Linked DNA regions of Mus musculus: region 2 is linked to region 1. Evidence: chromatin contacts called from ENCODE Hi-C or POLR2A ChIA-PET data. All regions are on one chromosome and are shown on one strand. Each heading gives the region's core, a stretch centred on a gene start or an enhancer-like site at or near the end of the contact. The rest is flanking DNA. Distances are from core to core; before and after follow the strand shown. Region 1 holds the start of Zfp623 (zinc finger protein 623). Region 2 holds the start of Ccdc166 (coiled-coil domain containing 166).

Evidence for each region. A loop is a pair of places that touch in the nucleus more often than their neighbours do. ChIA-PET counts read pairs that join two places held with the same protein, here RNA polymerase II (POLR2A).
Region 2: a loop to region 1 is called in a map of heart, with 2.7 times the contacts of the local background. The contact joins the promoter of Ccdc166 here to the promoter of Zfp623 in region 1. A Hi-C loop is called at or near these places in 5 of 37 maps with a recorded cell type or tissue (heart, left cerebral cortex and regulatory T cell). POLR2A ChIA-PET finds 5 or more read pairs at or near these places in 4 of 5 experiments (Patski and embryonic stem cell).

What each region holds. Positions count from the first base shown.
Region 1 is chr15:75,938,645-75,945,820 of GRCm38, forward strand. It overlaps Zfp623 (zinc finger protein 623), which reads left to right and starts at 2,308. Exons shown (of 2, transcript NM_030199.3): 1 at 2,308-2,515.
Region 2 is chr15:75,980,841-75,987,139 of GRCm38, forward strand. Ccdc166 (coiled-coil domain containing 166) reads right to left here and starts at 1,445. Exons shown (of 2, transcript NM_146059.2): 1 at 961-1,445; 2 at 1-847. The coding sequence starts at 1,389.

The sequences.
Region 1 (7,176 bases), core at 1,058-3,557:
AAAAATGTTCAACATCTTTAATCATCAGGGAAATGCAAATCAAAACAACCCTGAGATTCCACCTCACACCAGTCAGAATGGCTAAGATGAAAAATTCAGGTGACAGCAGATGCTGGCAAGGATGTGGAGAAAGAGGAACACTCCTCCATTGTTGATGGGATTGCAAGCTTGTACAACCACTCTGGAAATCAGTCTGGCGGTTCCTCAGAAAATTGGACATAGTACTACCGGAAGATCCAGCAATACCTCTTCTGGGCATATATCCAGAAGATGCCCCAACCGATAAGAAGGACACATGCTCCACTATGTTCATAGCAGCCTTATTTATAATAGCCAGAAGCTGGAAAGAACCCAGATGCCCCTCAACAGAGGAATGGATACAGAAAATGTGGTACATTTACACAATGGAGTACTACTCAGCTATTAAAAAGAATGAATTTATGAAATTACTAGGCAAATGGATGGACCTGGAGGGCATCATCCTGAGTGAGGTAACCCAATCATAAAGGAACTCTCACAATATGTACTCACTGATAAGTGGATATTAGCCCAGAAACTTAGGATACCCAAGATATAAGATATAATTTGCTAAAAACATTAAACCCAAGAGAACGAAGACCAAAGTGTGGACACTTTGCCCCTTCTTAGAAATGGAAACAAAACACCCATGGAAGGAGTTACAGAGACAAAATTTGGAAGTGTGACGAAAGGATGGACCATCTAGTGATTGCCATATCCAGAGATCCATCCCATGATCAGCTTCCAAACGCTGACACCATTGCATACACTAGCAAGATTTTGCTGAAATGACCCAGATATAGCTGTCTCTTGTGAGACTATGCCAGGGCCTAGCAAACACAGAAGTGGATGCTCACAGTCAGCTACTGAATGGACCACAGGGCCCCCAAATGGAGGAACTAGAGAAAGCACCCAAGGAACTAAAGGGAACTGCAACCCTATAGGTGGAACAACAATATGAACTAAGCAGTACCCCGGAGCTCTTGTCTCTAGCTGCATATGTATCAAAAGATGGCCTAGTCGGCCATCACTGCAAAGAGAGGCCCATTGGACTTGCAAACTTTATATGCCCCAGTACAGGGGAATGCCAGGGCCAAAAAGGGGGAGTGGGTGGGTAGGGGAGTGGGGGGGGGTATGGGGACTTTTGGTATAGCATTGGAAATGTAAATGAGCTAAATACCTAATAAAAAATGGAAAAAAAAAGATTCTGGGATTCAGGTTAGCTGAGGCTGAAGAATCAGCTGTAATGAACAAGATACCAGGACTACTAAAGTGAAACCTTTGCTTTGCTGTGATACTCGATGCTGGTCAGCTACAGCTGAAGAATTAGTAGTGATTAAGAAGAAACTAGCATCATTGAGGTAAAAACTTTCTAAGTATTTCCTAAGAGCTACACAGAAGCTGTGTTCCAGAAGCAGCCAAGGTTGTCCCTCATGCTGGCAGCTGAACTTGGTAGCATAAGAGTCACCCAGGTGGTACTTACTGGTTTTGAAGACATGAACAGTTCATGGAGGGCAGCTGAGGCTTGGCACTGTGCAGTTTCAGTGGCAGATTTTTTAAAAACAGGATATAAAATATAGAGATAAACCCACACAATTTTTTTTTTTTTTTTGTTAAGACCTAGATGACTCTTAAGGTTGTACCTTCCACGAGGCTGAAGAGATTCCTTGGGGTTAAGATCAAGCAGTTGGTTGGTGCTCTTCCAAAGGATCCTGGTTTGATTTCCAGCACCCACATGGCAGCTAAGAACTGTGTCTATAATCCCATTTCCAGGAGAATATAATGCCCTCTTCTGGCCTCCAGGAGCACCAAGCACACATATGGTGAACAGACATACACACATGCAAAACACTAAAACACACAATAAAATAAAGTTCTGCCTCCATCAGTGAGTGAGCTTGGCATTCTAGGCTCACACCTGACTTTGCAAAGTTGTAAAATAAACTGCCTCGATTTCACTACTCTGAGTCTCCAGTGGTTTATTACAAAGATGTTGTGTCATAGGCACAGCGGCTCAAAGTTGTCTTTCCACCATAGGCATACACACATAAGATAATGATAAAGATGTTCTAAACGCTCAAAGCTAAAACCAAAAGCTACATACAGAACCATCACTAACAACCAACAAGAAATCTTTACTAAAAGCTCTCTAAAGAGCCTGCCTTTCCCAGCTCTTCCAGGGAAGTCTGACGACATCTACTGCCTAGCTTCGCCGCTAATCCCACACCCACGTGCGCAAACAGGGCTCTCAGCCACCGCGTCTGCGCACTGGGTCCTCCGGCTGACCGCAGGAATCTGGCCCGGAAGTCTGTGACAGGGAGACGGCCCCGGCCCCCATTCTTATCCTAGAGTGCCTACGGATGTCCTCCGGGCGGAGCCTCGGGCAGTTTCCGGCCGGGGCGTGCGGCAGCGGTGCGGGCTTTGTGGCCGCCCGGGGTTACCCGCCTGGATGCTGCTCGGCTTGGTTCCGCGCCGTCCTCTCGCCGCCGAGCTCCGGGTGAGTGAGGCGGAGCGGCTCGCGCGGGTGGGCGGGCTCGTGACCGGCGGGGCTCAGCGAGTTGGTTGGTGTCCCGGGCCGGCTGCACTTCGCTTTGGCCTCTGTCCGTAGCTCCTCGCTTGGTTCGGGCCGGAGCCTTGCGTCTCCTCGCCGAGCTGCGGGCGGTAGATGCATGGACCGATCGTCCGCAGACATCGAGGCCCTCGAGGGTTGCACACTCGGCCTCGGCGCCTGCAGGTCGGGCCCCCGGATGGCTGCTTGAAGGCTAAGCCGCTCAGGTGATGGAATGCAGGTGCGCGCCACGCTGCTCTTCGGCTTGGACCTTGCCCTCCTGCCTTCTGCCTTCCCTCAGTCCTTTCGGCCTCTGTCCGAGGGGATGCAGTGCAGGCACCCCAGTGCTTCAGGGGTTGAAGATAATATGTGTGTTGGACAGAATCAGCTCCGTATGTCATGAAGGAGGATTCTTAGGTGGGGTGAGGTGTCATACAAGCTGTTCTATTCCATGAAGTGTCTGAGTCAACGTCTATGACATCTCTGTGATAATGCCAGGGACATTTAGTCCTCTTTGCACCCGGCCCCACCGTGGTCCAGGAGTCCCCAGGGCTTGAGTGCTATGCTAGAGGTTTCCCGGGATATTAGCAGAAGAACAGTTCTAAACTCAAGTAGTTTTCCAGGTGGAGAGCTGATATTCACAATCGCCCTGTGCTCTTCTAGACATCGTTCCTTTGAGACCCATTACAATGAAAGAAACAAATGTCTTCTGATCACGAAGAAATCAGACTCCCCATGCCCCTCGCGCGCGCGCGCGCACACACACACACACACACACACACACACACACACAAACAAACATATACACATCAAGTTTTAAGGCAGAGAGCAGACCTTTGTTCCTGTCACGGATGTGGCATTGTATCTGTTTTAATACTTGGCATAATGATGGCATTCTTTTTTCATATGGGAGGTATAGAGAAACCTCACAAGCCAACACATGCAGCTATGGACACTCCTGGAGCCTTGGGGGTGGATTTCTGGTTCTGGAATGCGTTGGAGGATGATATAGAGAGAGGGTAGACCTGGGAAAGTACCCCCACTCCCCTACAAGACTTATGGTCTGATCTGGAAGTGGACGGGATGCCAGAGAAGCAGTGGGCTAGAACAAAGTGGTGTCTCTGAAGTAAATCACAGAGCCCTCTGACTGCTCTGTTGGCTTATGGAAAATGGCTGCTAAAAGGCCCTGGGCTTGTTAGGAAAAGAAGACTGTTTGTGTCAGCAGGATCCTTGTATGTAGGGGCTAGAGGTAGAGGTTGGAATAGGAGTCCTAAGAGAGCAGCCAGTCACTCGCTCTATTCTTTTTGACCTCAAATAGCATGCCTTGCACACACAGCACCCAGCTACCTCCACAGCTGCAGTGGCACATCCACAGGTTGTCAGGGACACCATGTCGAGGCCCGCCCGCCTGGTTATTCCCAAGGCTGCAGAGATGCAAGCTTTCCTGCTCCTGTTTTTCTTTATGTGTATGGGTGTCTAATGTTGGTTTTTATTCTCCTGATGGAATTGTTGTCTCTAAGGTTTACTGCCTCCATCTCCTAGCTTGCTAGTCCTGGAAGCTTCTAGCCTCTGTCCAATCTAATCTAGGCCTAAACTTGTTTTCAGCCCCTGAGACTTGCTGCTGAATAAGCTCATCCCTTCTGGTTCTTTCTGGAATCTTCTGGCTGGTTTAACTCAGCTGTTCTGTATCAAACTTGTCTCCCAGCTGACTCACTCAGTCTGGCTTCTGAATTGCTCTGCTTGGCCTCCAACTAAGTCTGGTACTCTGTTCTAATCTTCTGGCTCGTTCTCTCCTCAAACTGTCTGTAAAACTGCCTCTCTTCTTTCTCTAGACTGCGGGCCCCTTAAGTGGCTTCCCTTTCTTTTCTCTTCTAGTAAGAGTTGGTATATCCTGTTCTGTCAAATCTTTCTTGATTTGTCACCTTGTCCGCCTCTCAATCAGACATCACTTCCAAACATGGGTGCTTCCTTGTACAAACTATCTTTGCCTTCATTGTTTGGGATTAAAAGTGTGAACTAAGGGTGTGTCTGTAGTCCAGCCAGAAGGATTAAAGGTGTGTGCTAAGGGCTGAGCTAACAGTATCTTGGTGTTCACTGTGTGATCCTATCTTGCAGCATGGGTGTTTTGCCTGCTTGTTAGTCTGTCCATCATGTGTGTACCTGGTACCCTCAGAAGCCAGAAGAGGGCGTTGTATCCCCTAGAATTTGCGTTACAGAGTTGTGAGCGGCTATGGGGTTCTGGGGAACTTGAACCCGGGTGCTCTGGAAGAGTAGTCAGTGCTTTTAACTGCTCAGCCATCTCTAGCTGCCGAGTTGTAAGAGTCACCGAGAGGCACACATGATTCTAAGCTCTTCTTGTAAACAGCTGCAGGCTTGTGTCCAGGTAGCGTAGTCATTCTAAGTCTGATATAAGGGGCTGAGGTGCAGCTCACTGGTAGAGCACTTGCTTAGCATGCATAATATCCCGAGTTCCATCCTTAGCACTCCATAAAATAATAAAAGTCAGAAGGTATCGGTGGTTTCTAAAACGTGAGCGTATGCAGGTCCTTGCCAAACCCTGTGGCTGGCTGGGTTGCCTTGAACTTCCTTATACTGAATGCCAGTGAGACTCTGGTGCCACGGGCTGGCAGCACTGCCTTGCTGTAGCTTTAGGGGTTCTGAAGCTTCAGGCTTGCATGGAGCAGAGCAGAGCACTGGCCCCTGAGAACAGCCAGCTCTTAGAAGGGGTGATGGGAAAGGTTGAGCTCAAGTGTTGTCTTGGTTAGGGTTTCACACTGTGAACAGACACCATGACCAAGGTAACTTTTGTAAGGGACAATATTTAACTGGGGCTGGCTTACAGGTTCAAAGGTTCAGCCCATTATCATCAGGGTGGGAGCATCTAGGCAGGTATGCAGGAGCTGAGAGTTTTCTGTCTTGTCCCAAAGGCAAATAGGAGAAGAGTACTATCTTCCAGGCAGCTAGAACAAGGGTCTCTTAAAGCCCACCCCCACGGTGACACACTTCCTCCACAAGGCCACACACACCTCCTAATAGTGCCACTCCCTGGCCAAGCATATTCACCACAACTGTCTAGTAAGTGACTCAAGTGTTCCTGCTAATTCACCTACATACTTGGGGAAGAATGGTGGTAGGAGGGGATTGGAGAGCCTTGAAGGTTTTAAAATAGAAAGTCACCATTTCATTTATGCTTTGAAAGGGTCAGCCTGCTGGCTTTGTAGAAAGGCCGTGGAGGAGGAGAGTGTGAAGACAGGTTAGAAGACTGTCACCCTGGTGCCTTGAGAGACACCAGTAGAGGGAGCATTGAGGTTCTGAGACAGGAGCAGGGTGCAGGATAATGGCCTGGCCTACAGGTCAGAGAGCGCATAATAATACATAATACATAATAAATAATATCTTTTTTTTAAAAAAAAAGTAACAGAGGAGAGGAGATGTAAGATAAACTCAGTGACCATTGAGTGTCATTGTGGAGAGGAGAGACAGTAACTGGAGAGGAACTAGAACTTGGGAAGTTAGCTTGGTATTCATGTTCTTTGAGATAGGAAATTGGGACGTTCCCCAGAGTGCTTGAGACTAGATAAGTGTACCATTTAGTTGTTTGTTTTTCTTTTTTAAGATTTATTTATTATTATATCTATGTACACTGTAGCTGTCTTCAGACTTACCAGAAGAGGGCATCAGATCCCATTACAGATGGTTATGAGCCACCGTGTGGTTGCTGGGATTTGAACTCAGGACCTTTGGAAGAGCAGTCAGTGCTCTTACCCGCCCCATCTCTCCAGCCCCCCATTTAGTTTTTTAAAGTGAGATGCTGATGCTCCACCTACAGGATGTCAAAGGCCTCTTGTTCCCTACTGTGTCACTTCCAGCTTGCTTTCCCCAGTTAGTGGAAGAACTCGCATTACTGTGTGCTGACTTGGAATGGCAGGCTAGAGGAGCAGAGAGGTTTTTATCTCAAGAGGGAGGGCGCGGTGGCTTGATGAGATGGGATGGGAGAAGGCCTAGAGCAAGTGGAGGTGAGGACCTTCTTCAGGTTAAGTACAGCTTGATTCCTGAAACCAGAGGGAGGAAGGCTGATGGGAACGCAGGTCAGTGGTGGAAGTGGCCATTCCTGTCTCCCTGCCTTTCCTCTCACTGAAGTAAGGGTTAAGGGGTAGGAAAAAACATTAGATATTTTAAATGCTTATTTTATGCATATGAGTGTTTTACCTCTGTGTGTCTGTGTGTGTTCGTGTGTGTCTGTGTGTGTGTGTGTGTGTACCACATGTGGTCCTGGTGCCCACAGAGGTCAGAATGTGGCATCAGATCCCCTGGAGTCACAGACAGTTGTGAGCTCCCATCGGTTTGTGGGCTGGGAACCTGGGTCCTCTATGAGAACAGCAAGTACCCTCAACCTCTGAGCTGTCTCTAGAGCTCTAGTGATGGATTAAAAAGAAGAGTTGGGTGAGTATAGAACATGGCTGACACACCCTTAGGGTGTCAGAGCTGTCAGTGTAGAGAGCAAGAGTTCAGACAGATCCAAAACAGGTGGGATCTAGCCAGAGCTGGTCTCACACAGGTGATGGGAAGAAAAGGGCAGGTAAGGTGCAGGAAAGGATTCTTTTTTTTTT
Region 2 (6,299 bases), core at 195-2,694, 41 kb after region 1:
CCTGATCTTCCAACAGGGCTGTGGGAAGCTTGGAACTGGACTTTGCAGGTGTGTCAATTTCTGGAGAGACCTCACGCAAGGAGGGCTGTGGAGAGATCCGAGAGCCCTCGCGCGACCGCAAGGTACCAGAGGTCATGGATGGAACCCTGGAGCCCTTGCGTGACGGGGTCGCGGATGAGACACGCGAGTCCTTGCGTGATGGAGTCAGAGATGAGACTCGAGATCCTGGATGTGATGGACTCCGGAGAGCAATCACTGACCCAGCCTTCTGAGATAGGCCCGGAAGAGACTCACTGGACAATATAGATGGAGTCTTGGAGGGTCGGTGTGACAGATCCATGGATTGGCCCCGGGAGGTTGGAACTGACTGGGGCGTAGCCTGGGCTTTTAAAACGTGACTGGTTGACCCGATGCGCAAGCTGGGTTGGAGGCTTTGGGGTGGCTGCCAGAGCGGTGGCCCCCCGGGGCCCCTTTGCAACCAGCCGTGCATTTGCTCCAGGTTCTTCAAGTCCACATGCTCCCGGCGCAGCTGCTCCCGCTGCTCTAGCAGCTGCTGTCGCATGTCCTGCAGTAACTGGGTCCTCTGGAGAAGTCTCATGAGTTCTTGTCGGAGATACCCGTTGTCCGCCTTGAGGGCCTGTGCGTGGGAAATGAGGGAACGTGCGGCCTCCCGCTCGGAGCGGCGCGTCAGGGACTGCACTTGCAGCCGCGCCTCCCGCTCGAAAGCCGTCTTCTCATCTAGGAAGCGTCGCTTCACCCCGTGGAGGAGCTGCGTGTGCTCCACGCGCATGTGCAGCAGCTCGCGCTCCAGGGTCCGGATTCGCGCCAGCTGCTCCAGCTGCAGCTCCTACATGGGGTGGGGTGAGGGTTGGGGAGCAGGGGGCGCCGATCAGCGCACCGGTAGGGAGCGCGCCCATCCCTCTGGAGCCCGCCCGGTCCTCGGGGGGCGCGCGCACTGGCCTTGTAGGGCTGGAGCTCCTGCACCCGCTGCGTCATGTTTTCCGCGCGCTTCTTCATTTCCTGCAGCTGAGCGCGCACCCCGTCCTCACGGCCGTGGTAGAAGGACGCTAGCTCCGCTCGCTGCCACCGGATCTGCGCCAGATCCATGCGGTTCTGGTCTTCGACGCGCACGACGGCGTTGGCGCAGCGCAGAGCGTGCGCGCTCACGTAACCGACATAAAGCCGGTTCTCTTCGCGCAGGCGCTGCGCCTCTCTGTTCAGGAACTCGTTGTCCTGCAGCACCTCGTCGATCCGCTGCTCACAGGCCACCAGGCTTTCTGAGAGCAACGCGTACTCGCGCTGTAGGTACTGCGCGCGCTCCGAGAGCGGTTGCTCTGTAGTTTCCTGCTTGCGCCCCGCGTTTTGTCCGCGCTTCTTCTTGGGCGCCATGGCTTGAGGCCCAAGCCAACTGGACTCATGAGAGCGCTGTGCTCCACCCGCTCCCCCAGCTCAGTTACTCTCCCTTCTTAACCCGAAAATTCTGGAGAACTGCACCCTAGGTTCAAGGGTGTGTCTTCTGATTATGAGGTTCAGAGCAGGCAGGATTAAGGATCAGAGAGCACCGTGGCCAATCTGTATATAAGCGTTCCCTCCAGACCACAGCTTTCGCATCCTGGTGCGTAGCTCTAGGAATGTTGATGTCCAGCTTGAACAACCTCTATGGAGACAGAACTTGGTTGCAGTGCCTCGACCTCATCCCATTCTGTTGCTCTGGCAACGGCTTGACTCAATCATTCATTCCCTAAGGTTTCTTATATCCTTGCATGATTCTTCAGTTACAGTGTCGCAGGTCAGGCAGAACTTCAGCTTCAAGACACTGAACTAACTTCCAAGTGCCCAGCCTCCACTCACCCGGGTCTTAGTGCTCTTGCTTTCACTCCACTAGCTGCGCTTCAGGCCCCACAGCATAAGGGGACTCTCACCGACGCTCCCTCCTCTATCCAGCTTTGAGCGAGCTCTCCCCCTTTCCTTGTGAAGTCTTCATGCTCTCAGGATGAAGCCTCCCCACAACATTTGTTTATTTGTGGAGACAGAGTTTCCCTGTGTAACAAAGCTCAGGTTGTCCTGGACTCGCTTTGTAGACCAGACTGGCTTCAAACTCGCAGACATCAGCCTGCCTTTGCCTCCGGAGTGCTGGGATTAAAGGCATTCACCACCACGCTCAGCTCCACACAGCATTTCTAAGGGGACGCTTGGCATCTAAAGCCTTGATGGAATGCTACTACCTTTCAGATAAAATGCACGATGAACAACGGTCTTCATTTCATAATCCAAGCGCTGGAGACTCGGTAGCCAAACCAAAGGGAAACTTTATTTTACAGCCTTGCTAAGTCTGCGCAACCTATTGAAAGGGCAAAAGTAGCTAGTCTGCAAGTTTGGCTCAAAACAGTGATATATATATATATATATACACACACACACACCTATATATCCCCCCCCCCCTCCGAATTCCTCATTGGCTAGGTTCTTCAGGGAGGTAAAATTTTCCCTACTTCTCTGATTGGCATAGAAACTTTCCCATCCTTCTGGGGTTCAAAATCTCCCCCCCTTTCCATTTACATGGGCTCAGTCCCTTAGTAGATCTGTGATAAATTTAAAAGGGCCCACGTAGGAAGGTGCCAGATGCAAGCTAGAGAAGCCAGGGACCTAGTGCTTCCTGCTTGTCTGTGGGCCATTAATGAGTGCTAAGTGCCCCTCAGGTTAAAAATGGACTCTTTTGCCCACTTTTTATTTTTATTTTTTGGCCAGTGCACTTTTCCACGAGGCCCATCCATTCTACCTTCTTAGCTTTCTTTGCCCGTAAGCCAGACATCTAGAGGATACAAGGGGTCCATCGGGGATTTAATGTCTCCCTTTTTGCTATGAGCTCTATACGGACAGTGTCTTTACAGGATTCAATCTTGATCAGAAAACATCAGCAGTGTGCCGGTTTGCTAGTGGATACCGGAGGTGACAACCATTCAGTGGGGGGTGCGGGCTCAGCAGAGTGGCAGCAAATAAACCACGGGCTTGTGTTGACTCTGTACAGGGACGTCACCATCACCCTGCCAAGCAAAAGGGCAGCAGCCAAGATCACCTAGAAGTACTCTCGAACACAACGCCCAAAGTGTTTGTAGTGTTTGACCAATCACAGATCTAGGAGGCAAAAGAGACCTTTGACATGATCAGCGAGGCTGGGCAGTGGTGGTACATGCTTTTAATCCTGGCACTCAGGAGGCAGAGGCAGGAGGATGTTTGAGTTTGAGGCCTGCCTGGTCTACAGAGTTGAGTTCCAGGACACCTAAGGCTATGTGCAGAGATCCCTACCTCAGAGAGGAGGAGAGAAAAAAAAAAAAAGACACAATCAACTAGAACCAAATTGGCTTCCTAAACAAGGAAGAATTGAGAATTGCACTGTCTATTTGCCTCACTGGGGAAAAACCCAGTTGGAGGAAACCTGGGTGCCATGCAATGCCAGGCTCCATCAGTGTCACCGTGTTCCTCAGTATATTTGGGGAGATGTCACCCGGCAGCAGATCCTGAGGATGTCACTAGGAATGCTTTTGGTAGCTTAGATGAAGAAGCAGCAGGGCCAGAAAGACTACCATAGAGAGCTGCTGATATCCCCCATGTGACTGTATACAGAGGAGGAAGTGAGTGAGCTATACAGAGAGGCCCTTGTTCACAAAAGTAGATTTCAGCTACATGGAGTTTACACACAGCTTTCAAGAGGGAGCAAAAGACAAAGATGACTGGCTTCCAGATCGGCAGACAGACAAACATTCCTGCTGCCCCCTGGGGTGTTTCTGAAAGTTTTGTCCTTACCATTATAACTGTTTTTTGCCTTCCTCGTTTTGTATTCTTAACTGTTTGGGGACACATGTGAAGGTTTGATCCTGTAATCTTAGCACTTGAAAGGTGGTGGCAGGGTGATCAAGGAGCTAAAAGCTAGCCTGGGCTACATAAGACCCTGTCTTTAAAAAAAATGTGTAAGTAACTCGGTGGTAGTGGCACAAGCCTTTAATCCCAGTACTGGAGAGACAGAGGCAAGTAGATCTCTGAGTTTGAAGCCAGCCTGGTCTCCAGAGCAAGTTCTAGGACATCCAGATTTGAACAGAGAAACCCTGTCTCAAAATAATAATAATAGTGATAATAATAAAGCATAAGTAAAAATAAAATGATACTAAGCATGATATAGGTATGGCTCCCATAGACCCCTGTGTTTAGTTAGAAGATGTGGTTTTGTTGGAGAAAGTATGTCAATGCTGAGGCTGGCTCTGAGGTCTATGCTGAAGCTCTGCCCAGTGTGGCACAACCATCTGTATCTTTCTGCTGCCTGTGGATCAAGATCTAGAACTCTCACCTCCATCTCCAGCACCATGTCTGTCTACACACTCCCTTGATGGTAATGGACTGAACTTCTGGACCTGTAAGCCAGCCCCAATGAAATGTTGTCCTTTATAAGACTTGCTTTGGTCATGGTGTCTATTCACAGCAGTAAAACCCTAACTAAGACACTAAGTTTAGGTTCTGGTGAGATGGCTCAAAAGGTTACGGCACTTGCCACCTAGTCTCATGGCCAGACTTTAGTAATTGAAATCTACATACTGTAAGTTGTCCTGTAACGTGCCCACACTTGATACACATACATAAAAATCAAATTTAAAGACAAGGAAGAATCTGTTTTAGTATTAATATTTAAAGTAACTTGACTATGAGAGTCTTGTAAGGCAACTAGGTGTTGGTCTTAAAATACTGTCTTTTGGGCTGGAGAGATGGCTCAGGGGTTAAGAGAACTGACTGCTCTTCCAGAGGTCCTGAGTTCAATTCCCAGCAACCACATGGTGGTTCACAACCATCTGTAACAGGATCCGATACCCTGTTCTGTTGTGTCTGAAGACAACTTTAGTGTACTCAGATAAATTAAATAAATCCTTAAAAAAAATACTGTCTTTTACTATGAAAGTCTACCTAATCTGTTACAGAAAACTGGGAAAAGACCAAATCCATTGTAGAAGGGATCAGTCTATGGCCCATCTATGATCAGGCTGCTATATATGACAGTCCTCTGAGTCAAACACCTGCCATCTTCAGGAGTTCAGCCATGCCCACTTGCAAAAGAGCAGTCTAGCTTGGCTTCTTGACTGTGTACATCCCCTCCTAGAGGGACAAGGACAGTCATGGGACCCTCACCTGAGTCTACAGCAACCTGTGGTCTGCAACTCTGCTTTAATTGCACCTGGCCTAAGTGGGGAGCTAGAGGCTAGTGGGAGAGAAAGGACTAGGGCAGAGGCCTCTGTCTAAGGAGGTATGGAAAAGCCACCAACCCAGTTGAGGAGGACTTTCCAATGCAGCCTTTTGGTGGAGGGACCACCCTCGCTTCACAGAACAACTCCTCATCCACGCACTTGTCAGGAAGCCCAATAAAACCCAGCACTCTCCCCAGAGTAAACGTCGGTAGAACTGTGCTTTGGTTTATCTTTAGATCTCAGGAGGAGAAAGAAAAGAGAGAGACGTTACTGAAGTTGCCTCCAGAACAGAATTTTAGCAACAGGGGCTCTTACATTTTTTCTTCTCCTCATGACCTGTTCTTTTGCAGACCAGGGCAACTGATACACGCACTAAGCAACTTTTCTGAACTTTTGACATCACCTGATTAAGGTGGCTGCAATTCCATAAATGATGGAGACAAGTCAAAAGTGTAAGAGTCAAAGATTTACCAGGCATGAATTGATTTTTTTTTTTTTTTAAATATTGGGGGTGGAGAGATGGCTCAGCAGTTAAGAGCACTGGCTGCCCTTCCAGAGGTCTGGAGTTCAATTCCCAGCAACCACATGGTGACTCACAGCCATCTCTAATGGGATCTGATGCCCTCTTCTGGTGTGCCTGAAGACAGCTACATTGTACTCATATAAATAAAATAAATAAATCTTTTAAAAAATTATTGAAGAAAATGTGGAGCTGGAAGGATGATACCCCAAGGGGCAGCAGGAATGTTTGTCTGTCCATCTGGAATCCAGTCATCTTTGTCTTTCGCTCCCTCTTGAAAGATGTGTGTGAACTCCATGTAGCTGAAATCCCTTTTGGTCAACAAGGGCTTTTAGCTCAATAGCTCACCCGCTTGAGACAGCTTCCGGAGGGAGGGGTTTGTTTGGAGCTTCCTGTTTCAGAGGGTTAGGGACCACCGTGCATTAGCAAAGATAAGGTGGCAGGCATCAACTGAAAGTGCACATCATCTGGGGTCTTCTGGCTTGGGACATTTTTTTTTTCTTTTTGAGTGAAGGTCTCACTATATAGCCTTGGCTGGCCTGGCATTTGCT